Linked DNA regions of Homo sapiens: region 2 is linked to region 1. A link is a contact called in ENCODE Hi-C or POLR2A ChIA-PET data. All regions are on one chromosome and are shown on one strand. Each heading gives the region's core, a stretch centred on a gene start or an enhancer-like site at or near the end of the contact. The rest is flanking DNA. Distances are from core to core; before and after follow the strand shown. Region 1 has its middle 62 kb from the start of LAS1L. Region 2 holds the start of HEPH (hephaestin).

Region 1 (6,801 bases), core at 2,873-5,372:
ATAGGATTTCAAGCTGTAGCTATGCCACAGAGCACAGGCAATTCGGAATAGCTCTTTTAGTCAATCAAATGCACCACAGCCTAGCTTAGCAAACACAATTTAGAAGCACGTTTGGGAGCAAAGATGCTTATTCCTGCACTTTAAGATGCATGAAGCAATGTGAAGTCATTCCTTTAGCCGATCAGTTTAACCACAGCATGGATTAGGTGAAACACGCACAGAGGAAGGTACAGACGCATTTAGACGCCTGGAGACGCACATCCATACACAGATGCATATGCAGGAGGTTGCTCACGAACATTGGGAGACACACAAACTCTCAGAGCAGCCAACAGAAATTTTTAAAAAGACACACACACTCCAATCATAAGCTAGGAAAAGACAGCTACCTGTCTGGAATTTTGGGTGGCTGCTTTTTGGCCCTCTGCTCATCTCTCTCCTTAGTCCCCCAACAATGGTCCAAATTCAGATCCTATGTTTTCTCTAAAGGAAACTTAGAAAGCCACCCCCAAAACCACTGCATCTATACCCACCCCCACCACACCACATCAGATTCTTATTACCTATCTGTCACCTGGACAACAGCAAAGATCTGTCACGGCTCCCTGATGTCAGTATCTTTTCTCCAATCCATCCTCCATAGGGCTGCCTGCCAGAGGGAATCTTCATAGAACTCAACCCTGTTCTTACTGCATCCCTTCTCAAAAGCCTCCCTTTCCTCCTCACTGTCATCACAAGCCAACCCAGACACCTGTCATTCATGGGGTGACCAAAATCTGGGACCCCTTTTTCATGCCCTCTGCCCTCCAGAAGGCAGATGACACCTTGCTTAGCTGCCTATTCATGTCCTCTTCAAGCACTCCTACCCCTTGTGCTATTCCCTTGAACTAGAACCACCCAGTTCTGCACCTATCAAAATCCTACCTACTTTGAATATTATTTTTTAAGATGGAGTCTCGCTCTGTCACCCACAATGGAGTGTCATGGCGCTATCTCGGCTCACTGCAACCTCCGCCTTACGGGTTCAAGTGATTCTCCTGCCTCAGCCTACCGAGTAGTTGGGACTACAGGCACATGCCACTACGCCCAGCTAATTTTTGTATTTTTAGTAGAGATGAGGTTTCACCATGTTGGCCAGGATGGTCTCGATCTCTTGACCTCATGATCTGCCCGCCTCAGCCTCCCAAAGTGCTGGGATTATGGGCGTGAGCCACTGCACCCAGCCTTACTTTGAATTTTTTTAAAGAATAAGTGCATCTTTGAAATTATTATTTTTTTTTTTGAGACGGAGTTTTGCTCTTGTTTCCTAGGCTGTAATGCAATGGTGCAATCCCGGCTCACTGCAACCTCTGCCTCCCAGGTTCAAGTGATTCTTCTGCCTCAGCCTTCCCAGTAGCTGGGACTACAGGCTCGTGTTACCATCCCCAGTTAATTTTTTTTTTTTTTTAATTTTTAGTAGACACAGTTTTCACCATGTTGGCTAGGCTGGTCTCGAATTCCTGACCTCAGGTAATCCACCCTCCTCAGCCTCCCAAAGTGCCGGGATTACCGGCGTGAGCCAGCATGCCCAGCCGCAACTAAAATTTTGGTTGTTGTTTTCATCCTTCAAGCCCTGACCCACAAGTCACCTCCTCCATGAAGTCTGCCTCTAATCTCCCAAAAGTGCTGTGTAATAGAACCAAACTTACCCTAGTCAGCCTTAATAGGCATGCATGTATGTTGTATGTCTTCGTCCTCAGAGGAAAGCTGATGGGGGAAGAGGGCAAAACTCCCTGATGCCAGTGCCTCTTCTGCAGCAGACAATGTGCTGGCACTCTTCCTGTGTTATTACATTGCCCGCAGTCCCTCAAAGACAGACTGACAAACCTCAAGACCTCTAGACTCTCAGGCCAGTCTGTTTTGAACTACTCTATCCTAGTCTTGGGTTTGAGTCCTGGCACTTCCACCAGCTTGCTGTGTGACTATGAACAAAGCTCAATTGCTCTCTGGCCTCGATTTTTTCAAGGGTTCTTTCACTTCTAGATCCTATTCAAGACGTAGGATTTTATGCAACTTCTCTCATGCGGCTGCCTGGGACTAGGTATGTCCACTATCATATTATCATATTCATTCATATTTTTTCTCTCTCTCTGTCTTTCCTTGTTTCTGTCTCTTTTCCCCTGTTTTTCTCTCCTCTCTCCTCTTCCCTTCTCTGTTTCTTTCTCTCTTCTGTTTCTCTCTCTGTGTTTCTTTCTTTTTCTTCCTGTCTCTGTCTGTTTCTGTCTGTCTCTAATTCCTGCTCTCTATTTTTATCTCTCCTCCATTTTTTCCTCTTTAGTCTTTCCCTCTTCCCCCCGACCCCACCTCTTTCTTTCTTTTCTCTGTCTCTTTGCCTCTTCCTTTATGCCTCTCTCTTCTCCTTCTCTGATTCTGTCTCTGTTTCATGAACTTCAACCTCAGAATCTGGCTAAATAACTTCCAATCCAAAATAGTTCTGGTGCTTCCTGAGTGTTGCTGGTAAGGAGAGGTAGAAATGGGGTCCCTCTGAGGTTTTCAGAAAGCCCAAGTTCCCTGCTCCTTGGGAAGGGTACCTCACAAAGTTAAGGAGGAAGACAGCAGGATGAAAGGTCTCATAACAGGCCCAGCGGGCTCCTACCCTCCAGCCTTTTACCCAAAGAAACAACACTGCCCACAGATTACAAAGTGTCTTCATCTCCTAAATGATCTGAGCCAGAAGTTCTTAGAAACTATATTCCTACTGTCTTCTGACCCCATCCCACAAAATCATTTTGCAGATGTGAAAACTGAAGCCCATGCATAGGAAAGGACTAGCTCACTATTACACAGTGAAGTAACAGAACTGGAACTAGAATGTTAGTGTTCTGACTCCTAATCAATCTCTGAAAAGGTTATAAAATTGATTCAATGTCTCCAGCCAAAAAGCACTATTGGACTGGGCATGGTGGCTCACACCTGTAATCCCAACACTTTGGGAGGCCGAGGTAGGAAGATCGCTTGAGCCTAGGAGTTTAAGACCAGTCTAGGCCACATAGCAAAACCCCATCTCTACAAAAAAAATTAAAAATTAGCTGGGCATGGTGTTGCATGCCTGTGGTCCCAGCTACTAGGGAGGGCGAGGTGGGAGAATCACCAGAGCTCAGGAGGTTGAGGCTGCAGTGAACTGTGATCACACCACTGGACTCCAGCTTGGACTATAGGGCCAGACCCTGTCTCAAAAATAATAAAACAAGGCTGGGCCAGGTGGCTCACATCTGTAATCCCAGTGCTTTGGGAGGCCGAGGTGGGAGGATCACTGGAGTCCTGGAGTTTGAGACCAGGCTGGGCAACATAGTGGGATGCTGTCTCAAAAAAAAAAAAAGAAAGAAAGAAAAGAAAAGCCAAGCATGGTGGTCCTAGCTACTCAGAAGAGGCTAAAGTGAGAGGATCACTTGAGCCCAGGAGGTTGAGGCTTCAGTGAGCTGTGACCAAGTTCTGCACTGTAGCCTGGGGAACAGAATGAGACTCTGTCTCAAATAAATGTATAAGAAATAAATAAAATAAAATAAAGCACTGTTGGAGTTATTTTTCTAGTAGAAGAAGAGAAAGCTGAGGATTGAAATGGGCAGAGTGGTGACTTAATCAATATCCAGATTGTGAACACTTAAAGGCAGGGTTTCTGTCACCTTTGTCTCCAATGAAAGCCCAGTACAGTATCTGGCCCCAGCTCAGTGATTAATAAATGAGGGAGGAGCTGTCATCAGGCATTTGAGGGACACTGCTGTCTCCTCTGGGACTCTGGGTATTTATGCAGACACTCCAGAAAGCTGGAAATCAGAGGACTGGGGATTTAGTCTCAGTCAGTCCAACACCAGTTCAGGTCCCCCCTCATTCCCCCCACCCCTCCATAAATGAGTTTCTTCTTTATAAAAGAAGAGGTAATGGTATCTGCCTCATCTGGCTCCCTGGAGCTTGAGGAAGCTGAAATAAAAAAAAAAAAAGAAAAAGAAAAATAGGAAAGAGCTTTGACAAAACAAGACACTACTCTGCAAATGTGATGGCTGGATGCTGTGGTGATGTCCCAGCTAGCAATTATGTTCTCAGCGGCAACTGTGGGCAATGAGTGAGTCATCTTCTCACTCTCAAAGCCAGAGGCCTTGAAAGGGGAGAAATGAGGTGAGTCTTTTCTTAAGAGTTTTTTGGAGGGGACCAGAGCAGACTCCCTCCCTCCCAAACACACACACGTACACACTATGCCCCAGATTCCAGCCTCCTGGGGATTCATTCATAGTCAGCTTAAGCAAGGACTGCATCCCTACCTCTGTTATTTAATTCCAAGACACTGGGGTCCCTAAGTTATTGAGGTTTCTTGGAGACTAGAAGTCAGAGTCCCCAGTTTCCATTCAGTCCCAGTTCTACAGCCAGCCTTGGGCTCCGGTTCTGATTTTCACTAATTTACTCTGTGGCTTCAGGTAAATTAGATTCCCTCTCTGAACTCTTTTCATCTATAAAGAAAAAAAAAAACCAACAGGATGAACTAGATGCCTAACATTATGTTTCTGAATCTGGACTGGGATTCAGAAGACCTGGGTTTGAGTCCTAGCTCTATCACAACGACTGTACAACCTTAGTCAACTTCTTTCCGGGGCCTCAGTTTTCACAACTATAAAATGAGGCATTTGGGTTAGATGCTTGGCCGTGTGTTTCAAAAGTTCTGAACTGGCATTCAGGAAACGTGGATTCTAGCCCTAACTGCCACAGAGTGAATCACTGTCTGAGTTTAGACTGGTCTCATCTCTTCTCTGGGCCTGTTTCTCTATCTTTATCATGAGGATATTCAAATATAAGTTATCTAAACACACCCTCTGATTCTGACAGCCTGTGGTTCTAGAATTTTACAAGCACTGAAAAGGAAGTGAACAAAGGGAGAGGCCACACCCAGAGTGATTTCTCATAAACTGGCAAGTGGTTGCCCTCTATGGGTCTGACTTGGAAGTGCAGGCCCAACTAGACCACTTGCTGTAGCAACCGCTAAAGAACTGAGGCCAGAGGGGGGCGCAAGAGATCACTGAGTGCTTCACTAGATAGGGCCAGAATCAGGCTGAGGTAGGCCTACAGACCTCCCAGTCCCTCACAATGAGAGACATCCAGATAAGAAGTGTGTGCTGGGAGACTGGACCTTCTCTCCTAGTGACTAGAAACAAGAGGCTTTCCAGGGCTGTGCAGAGAGCATGGCCAGTACGGTCTCTGCCATGGGCGAAGTGAGTAAATGTCAGGGGTGTGGATGAATGGGGGTGGAGGGTGACTGTGCTATGAGAGTGGGTATGGGAACAAGTTAGTTCCATGGCTGAGAAGTTTTCACATGAGGGGCAAAGATATGGCAAGAACTGCTCAAATTAAAGTGCTTTTCAGCATCCCCATCTACTCCCTTCCCTCCTCAGAGAAGATAAAATGTATGCCTGGGCAGAAAAAAGGAGTGACCTTAGTGTGAGAGTGAGAACCTAATCATGAGAAAGACTAGGGAGTGCTTGGTATTCAGGGAAGGCCCTACTGTCTACAGGATTTGTGGTCTCAGTCTTGAGGTATCACTAAATTTGAGGGGCTTCTTGGACTCAGTATTGCAGGGCATTACATGCTGGAGGTGTAGGGTGGGTTCAGATATAGGGTTATGTTACAGAAACAGGTGCATACTAAGGCTTTCATGCTGTCATTCTATAATGTTTAATTATATAAGTAGCTCTAGGCAGGCCATGAAACACTGGGCTCCCCTCCCTCATCTCTCTTTCTTGGTTAAAAAGTCTGATCATCCAACTCAGATGCAAGGGAAACAACAAAGGCAGCCAGTGTTTCTTGTTGTGTGACAGGGATGGTTGCAGCCCTACTTCTCTCCTGATTCACTGTAGAAACCAGGTCAAGTTTTCAGCCTCTCTCTGGATCTCAGTTTCCCCACCTGAAACAGGAGTGAGCTGGACTTGATGAGGTTCCAGGTTTCTCCCAGCCCTGACATTCTATCTGGTTATTTTTATAATGTTCTGTGGTATTCTATGCTTCTCTGCCCCTACCCAAGTAGGGGCCACCAATTCCCAAAGGTCCTTTCAACCCTAATATCCAAGCCTACTCATTCAAGCTTCCAAGGCTTTCCATTACATCCTAGTCCCACCCCCACCACTTCATCCCACCACCATCCCCTCATGCCACTACCACCATTGCTGCTGCCTAGAACAGGGTACAGTCTTCTCTACTTTTATTTGGAAATTCTAACAACCCACCTCTGATGCTAATGAGTTGACAAAGATTGATACAGTATTGCTCTGAGGTGACAGAACTCCCAGTTCTGCCACTACTTGCCTTTGTGCCCTTAGGGAAATTCCCCCGCTTCTCTAAACTTCATTTTTTCCCAACTCTAAATTAAGGGCGGTGGACTAGAATGGTCTCTGAAAGCTGCAAATTGCTCCAACACCTTTCACTTCTAGGCAATGAGAAGGTCGAGATTGTCTTTGATGTTTTGCCATAATTCTGATCCTCTCTCAGTGTTCCTTAAACGGAAACCTCTCTGCCTACAACCTCCCACCTGATAAGTACCCACAGTTTCCACCAGCAACTCCTAGACCTGTCTCCTTCCCTTCCTCAACCTGGTCCCAACACAAACAAAAAGTTTTTCTCTCCCAATCAAGGTGTCTGTGAGTGATAATAGTTTATTGTGAGGAACAGACTCAATGAAGATAACAAACTGCTTTTTACCCTACCAAATAATTTGCCTGCCGGGTGCAGTGGCTCATGCCTGTAATCCCAGCACTTTGGGAGGCTGAGGCAGGTGGATCACCT
Region 2 (7,673 bases), core at 4,838-7,337, 570 kb before region 1:
GTATTACTAGTTCCTTCAGAAGAGAGATCTGGATCCAGTTTTTTCAATGGTGTAGCAGGAAGAATGTGCTCTGTCCCAAGAATCAGGAAACAGGCACCAGAAGCCTTATTGGGCCACTAACACTAATTCTCCCTTTGCCTCTCTTTTCCCATAGGCAAAAGGGGAACACTCATTGTTGTTGCCACTTCCTATCCTCTATAAATTGTACTTAACAACAAGTGAGAATTTACTAAAAAATATTTACTAGAATATTCATAAACCCAAAATAGAAACAGTCAAAATGTTCGTGAACACTATAATGAATGAATACATTGCATTTTATTCATAAAATGAAATTCTTTATAGCAATAATAATGAACAAACTACAACTACACACAACAATATGAATGATTATGACAAATGTAATGTTTAAAAAAATAGACACAAAAGAGTACATATTGTATGATTTCATTTAAATACAGTACAAAATCAGGCCAATGTAATCTATGCTGGTAGAAGTAAGGATAATGTTTGCCTTGAAGTAGGATTCTGTGACTGGGAAGGGAAGAGGAGGGCTTCTAAGTAATGCTCTGTTTTGTGATCTACATGCTGGTTGTAAAAGCGTGTTCAGTTTGTGAAAATACATTGAGCTATAAACACGATTTGTGCACTTTATGTGTATTATACTTCAAAAGTTAACAATGAACCAAAAATAAATGACAGTATGTGAGGGAAGTATTTTGAACTTCTCAGAAGAAATGTTGTCTGCTGATTCCCAAGGCTATTCATAAATTCATTTCATAGGTCTAATCCTGAGTCAGAATCAGACCCAAGATTCTAACCTCTCACTTCAATGCATAAGACAGGACGTTAGACTTCCTGGGACTAGGACGAAGCACTCAGTGATACCATACACAGTTACAGTCAAACACAGAAACACAGACAACATCACATAAATACATAAACTTGCACACACAGGTACATGTAGTCTTACCTAAAAGCAGAGATGCACACACTTCCATTTACACATAAAATCACTCTGTTATATAAAATCTTAGTCAACTTCAGAATAATAATAATAAAGCTATATTTATCGTATGTGCATGGTACATCTGTTCCAAATGTTTTACACAGATTAAATCATTTATTCCTCACAACCACCCTATGAAGTAGACACCATTATTATCCCCATATTACAATGGAGAAACTTCAGAAGAGAGGTGTAAAGCAGTTTGCCCAAGGCCATCTAGATAAAAATCGGTAGAGTTGGGATTTGAGCCCAGGAAGTGTGGCTCCAGCATAATCACCATGCTGTACTACCTTCCACAAAAATATACTTGCACACTCACATGTATATACACAGAGAACATACATATGCCTATAGCAACAGCCATATCTATGAAAAAACACATACATTCTGAAACAAGCAATTACATGCAGTTATAATCACTTTACAAACAGACATACATACTCATGTAGGCAGAGATATAACTAATAGATTATATTAATGATAATGATGATAATGGCTACTATTCACTGACAGATCATTACATAGTAGCACCATGTCCAGTGCTTTATATAAATTATTTCGCTAAATCTTCAACCCAAGCATATGAAATAGGCATTGTTAATAAAAAATTGAGAATCAAATATATGCACAGATTCACATATGGATAGAAAATCCCCAGATATTTACCCTTTTTAAGAAATAAACTTATAGACTACTTCACAAACTCTCAGTCCTCTCCATACGCAGCAGTGACCCAAGTGTTAATCCCTAGATTCCATATTATATTTGGCAGAAAGCTCTTGATGTAAGAGAGGATCTGTTTTGGGGTCCTTTTTTCCAAAACCTGGCTCTCCCACTGACCAGCTGTGTAGCCTTGGGGATTACTTAACCACTCAGAACCAGTTTTCTCATCTGTAAAATGGGTATAATAATATCAGCCCTGGAGAAATAAATCAGAAAGCTTACATGAAACGGACAAGTATAATCCATGTTTGGAACATAGTAGGCAGTAGTAACTACTGGTTGCCTTCCTCTTCCTTTTCCCTCCTGGCTGCAGTTTGTTAATTCATCTCTACAGTCTCACATCCATCATACTTTCTATATTCCTACTCCAAGGGTTAATTTGAATACTAACTGCTCCAGAAGGCCACCTTTAGCCTCTTCATATCACTGTCCTCTGCAGGGCTACTTACTGTCTATAGCACCCAATTAGATTAAGTCAGACTCTGTATTATTGTTACCTTTCCATCTCATGACCTGCCTCATGAACTGTCTTCATTTCCCAGATTGGACTACACACTCCTTGAGAGAGAATGTCATTTTTTAGAGGTCGCTGTGTATCTATTACGACATGGCGATGGAGGCCAAGTAGATGGGCAATAACAGCTATTGTTAAAGTGACATAAAGAAGCACAAGTATACATTTTTCCATCAGTTGGGTCTGGTTCAAGTTCTAATACTTGTTCAGGGTGAACTTAGGCAAGTTTCTTCACCTCATTTTTCCCATCTATAAAATAATTGACTATATAAAGCTGGACTATATAGTTCTTACCTTTTGAGGGAGTCACAGAAGTGTGATAATCTAAGTGCAGAACCATAAAAATGTGGTATGTAATGAGCTCTCAAAGAGTCCTTCCAGCTTTCACATGCTGCCAATACTTACATTCACTGATGAAACACAGGCGTACTCACATACACCTACACATAGCTCTATATATGGTCACACAAATAGTCATGCCTTGGAATCCTCAACAGGGAGGGAGTGTCCTCGGTTCATTCCAAGTCTGAATGCAACATGGACCCCTTTCAATCTTCTTTCTCAGAGAGGTGTCAACAAAGCAGTTGTGCCTTGAACTCATTTACCTAGACAGAAAACTGTCCCAGGCAAGAGCTCCACAACTGGAGAAACACATGATAAAACTGAAAATATTCCTGGGAGAGACTAGTACAGGCCATCAGCATACAGTGAACAAGCATTCAACAGTGGTGACTTATGATCCAAATGGCTTAAACAATAGAATCTGGGGAGTGGTGGGAAATGCCACCTAACATACCCCTAGCAGTTTCCAGATTACAATGTGTTTTTCATATCTGCCATCTTATATAATTCTCAAGATCTTGAGAGATAAGGAATACTTACTCGATTTTGCATCCAGGGCACAGGCTTTGGTATCAGGCTACCTAAGTGAATCTTGGCTCCATTTTTCCTAGCTGTATGACTTGGGAAACTTCTTCATTTATTTAGCCACAGTGTCTTTATTTTTCAAATGGTATTAATACTATTAGCTACCTCATAGAGTTTTGTGGGGATTAACTTAATTAAGATCTGTAAGTACTTTAAGGGCACATGTAAGTGATCAAAAGGTATTAGTGGCTATTACTATTGCAAGTAAGGAAATAGTTTGGAAATGAAACTTGCCAGGGCCATAAAGATTTTCCATTTTATGAATAGCAATAAATATGTGCACACTCATAAATTCCCATATATGGTAACACATTCTAAGCATACAGGAATATAAACATAGGTATGAAAATGCACACAGCCCAAGCTGAACTCTCTTCTTGGAAACAACATGGTATAATGTAAAGAACTAGAACTTTTGAGTCAGACAAACTTAGGTTTAAGTACTGTTTTACTCTATATCTAAATAAGATAAATTTTTGCAGCAGCTGGGACTTAGTAGGCACCTGATAAGTATTTTTCTTCCTTCTAATTATTGACATCCTTTCTATCCTCCTCAAATTTGAATTTGTCATTGTTATTGCTGCTGTTTAATTTGGTTTTATCATATACTAAAAGAGCAGAAAAAATGAAAAACCCATAAAATCCTTTATAACCACTTAGATGTTAGGCCAGGCACAGTGGCTCACGCCTGTAATGCCAGCACTTTGGGAGGCCGAGGTGGGTGGATCACCTGAGATCGGGAGTTCAAGACCAGCCTGACCAATATGGAGAAACCCTATCTCTATTAAAAATACAAAAAATTAGCTGGGCATGGTGGTGCATGCCTGTAATCCCAGCTACTCGGGAGGCTGAGGCAGGAGAATCGCTTGAACCTGGGAGGCGGAGGTTGTGGTGAGCCGAAATCGCACCATTGCACTCCAGCCTGGGCAACAAGAGTGAAACACGGGTCTCAAAAAATAAATAAATAAAATAAAATATAACCACTTAGATATTTCATGGTACAGTGGAAAGCGTTCAGGCACCAGAAAATAGTAAGTTCTAGCTCTGGATTCATCATTTATTGGTTATATAACCTTGAACAAGTCCCTAACTTCCTGAGCCTCAGTTTCCTCATGTCTTAAATGAGGATTGTCTCTACTTTGGGCCCCTCATTAGTTTGTAATAAAGGTCAAATAATATGAAAGATGTGAAAGCCCTGTGTAAGCTTTTCACTTGGGCAAGGATATTTTTTTTCTCAGCTAAGCCCATAGAGAAGAACCAGACTGATGAGGAAAAAGAACAGGAAGAAATAAAAGGAGAAATGAAATAAGTAAGTTGAGAAAGAATCCTGGAAAAAAGTAAAAAATACAAAATAAAAAGGAAGGCAGAAGGAATAGGCACTCAAAGGAAGGAAAAAAGAAAGAAAAATTCTAGGCTATTTGGATAGTTTAGTTAAGATATACTGAAACCTTGTGCCAACCTGGAGAGAAGATCAGCCAATATAAAGTTAAGCCTCCCTTACCTTTACCTTACCTTCCTGCCATCCCAGTGTCACCTGGGTCTGGTCCCTATTATTCATAACAATTTGCATTGCTGTGTTCCCTAGAATTTGCAAACTGTTCCTTTATTGCGACAATGCTCTTTTCTCTCCCTCCATCTCCCTTTCTCAGTTATACTACTTTGGGCTAGACAGGCTCATCCTAAACAAAGGATTACTCAACTGAATAAAGGAATGCTGAGCCATCTTTGGGGCCCTGTCTTCAATCTCTCAGCAGCCTTCCTAATAAACCCTCCATCAAAATTCACCTTTTGGTCCTCTGCTTTCTTAACTCTGTGATAGAAAACATACCGATTTGAAGTTAAAGACCTTGATTCAAATCCTATCTCTTGTCTGTGATAGCTATGTGACCTTTCAATAAATTATTTTAGCCTTAGTCATCTCATCCAAAAAATGGGATGATATTTTTTTCACAGGATTGTCTTGAGGCCCAAATAAAACCATGGATATTTGAGTCCCTAGCAAAAGGATTGCTTGTCATATAATAGATGCTGAGTAATGAAAAACTGAACGTGTTATAGATTCACACATGCATGAAACCTTTAGAAACCATCTTTTTCAATCACCCTCATTTGATGTATAAAAAACTGATACCAGAGAGGTGCAAGGATTTGCTCAAAGTCACGCAGCCAGTTGTTAAAAATAGCCAGAATTTGAACCAATGATTTCTAAAAGATTTTTGCTATGTAGAAACTAAGACTACTCAAATTCAGATGTTTAGCTTAGTTAAGCTATCATTTATTGGCTTACTCTGTGCCAATCTGGTCTCAAAATATGAAACCAAACATGGTTATTTTTAAGTAACTGAGTTCCCACTTACATAATCCTCAGATCCATCACCTCAATAAATTCCTCAACCTGTGAAACAGAAGATGAGCAAGCTATTTCGACAGGAAAATGAACTATTCTGTATGGCTCCAGGATTGGCCCTGAAACAGACAAGCCAGTGTAGTCCTGGCTATTTTGGCGAGAGGAACAAAAGGAGCCTATTGTCTCCTTTAACTTTCCTGCACATCAGCCAAACCTCCTCCAACTTTTTGGCCACTGACTTTTTCTCCTAGTGGCCAGGACTCCCTTAAACCCAGCTAAATAAACGTTTTTGCACAGGAAGGCAGGTGAGGTAGAGTTTGAAAAGAGAGAAAAGAAAGCTTACCTTTGCTAGAGAAAACTACTCCATATTCATGTCAGCGGCCCATTAATGCTGCACTGCAGACCCCAGCCTGAGTCCGCCAGCCATGTTCAGTCAGTATCTTGGTTACAGGGCCTTTCTCCTAAATTAAGTCCAGGATTCCAATTTGGCAGGGTTTACTGGGATGGGAGGATGAGGGAGGGGGAAGGGCTGGGTGCCCTCTTTTCCAGAAACAAAACTACTGGAATGTCCTGTTCCTCTGGGGCCTGGTTTGATACAAAACCCGGGATGGTTCTTTACCCATATCCGGGTGTTTTACAAATCCTGGTTAGGATCTCAGGAGGAATTACAAGGGGGTGGGTTGTACTTCTGTTATCAGGACTTGCTAATTGGTCTTTGCTGAGAGGAGAACACTGTCAGTGTGGCCAGCCAAAGCTCATGGGTAGATTTCAACAGCTCCATTTAAGAAATGAGGTAGAAATTGAAAGAGCCTCCATCTCACCACCTCTTCCCCTTCTTGCTCTGAAGCACAATTGTCAGCCCTGACTATTATTCTGAGGTCATGGCTGCTTAGTCATAAGTAAAAATAAAATTGGCAATAAAACAAAGGACTTTTTTTCTACATTCTAAGCCCTATGTTAACCATTTTACATGCATTCTCTTATTTAAGTCTCACAATTATCCTGTGAGATGAATACTCTAATTCTCTCTATTTTACAACTGAGGAAAATTCAGCTCTGAGAGGGAAGGTAACTTGTCCAAGGTCACACACTTAGGAAGTAAAAGAGAAGAGAGATTTGCTGGGTCTGTCTAAACTTTTAACCATGAAACCACCACACACAATGTGCTGCTTAGGGGAGAAACACAGTACTTTCAAGGGGGTAGAAGGGACTTCACAATTATTGAAAGCCTACTGGCCACCAGTCACTGGTGGATTTTTTTATATATACATTAACTTTGCCTCCGTCATTTCTAGCAGATTCTAGAGTGAAATTTTATATTAACTATATTTAACATTTTCCACCTGAGGAAACCAGATATAGCTAGAAGATAGCCTGGATTAACACAGGTCAACACCCTAAAAACTAAGACATGGAAGAATTGAAAATACTAAAAAGAAAAAAAAAACAAAATGTTCCCCCAACAATTCAGGGTAAAACTGGAGTCTGGATTTGTTTAAAGTCAAAGGTCATTCCCATTCCTGGTGGAAAGAGAGAAGAGTGAAAAGTCACTGTCCTGAGTCAAGTGACCAAGGTTCTCGCCCCACTTGCTCTAGGAGTAATCAGCTATGTGGATTTTGTGGATTTGGCCCACTCCCTTCTCTTCTCTGGGCCTCTTTCTATTTCTACAATGAGGGTCTTAAACTAGATATGGACCCTCCCAGCCCTGTAAATTTACACATCTAGAATTCCATGAAGAAAGTATAGTCTAGATATTAAACATAGAAGATAAAGAGGTTTCAAAGACACAAAGTATAGGGAAAGAATGAGTGGGGAGCAATTTGTGGCGACAGGTCTGAGAATACTATGCCTCTCTAAAAAGGACTGCATCTACCCAACAGACCCAGGTATAGGAAGGGGACAGGTATGATGGGGGTTCCACCACCTGATATTCTTACTTTGTGATGAGGAGATCTTGGCTAGGAGCAGACACTTTTCTCCAGGCAGGCTGGGCACATTTTCCTCTTCTGAATTTAAAGTGTCTGGAGCAGGGTCCAGGGAAGAGAACATTCAGAAGACTGAGGTGGTAGGGCAAAGTCTGGGTCATAAACCACTAGAGATTCTTAAGTGTGCTCAGACACTTAGGCGCTGCCCCATGGACTGCAACTCAGACC

Evidence for each region. A loop is a pair of places that touch in the nucleus more often than their neighbours do. ChIA-PET counts read pairs that join two places held with the same protein, here RNA polymerase II (POLR2A). Pooled maps may share reads with other maps.
Region 2: a loop to region 1 is called in a map of ascending aorta, with 3 times the contacts of the local background. The contact joins the promoter of HEPH here to the enhancer-like site in region 1. A Hi-C loop is called at or near these places in 1 of 168 maps with a recorded cell type or tissue (ascending aorta) and 9 of 50 pooled maps. POLR2A ChIA-PET finds 5 or more read pairs at or near these places in 1 of 52 experiments (MCF 10A).

Annotation. Positions count from the first base shown.
Region 1 is chrX:65,593,777-65,600,577 of GRCh38, reverse strand. It overlaps a transcript of MSN not described here. Among named protein-coding and RNA genes, the nearest start is that of LAS1L, 62 kb to the right of the region's middle. Within about 2 kb of position 4,122, at least 20 of the 41 ENCODE cell types and tissues checked have a DNase peak (open chromatin) inside an H3K27ac peak, as active enhancers do; they include ascending aorta, where a contact is called at or near this core.
Region 2 is chrX:66,162,661-66,170,333 of GRCh38, reverse strand. HEPH (hephaestin) reads right to left here and starts at 6,087. Exons shown (of 21, transcript NM_001367233.3): 1 at 5,864-6,087.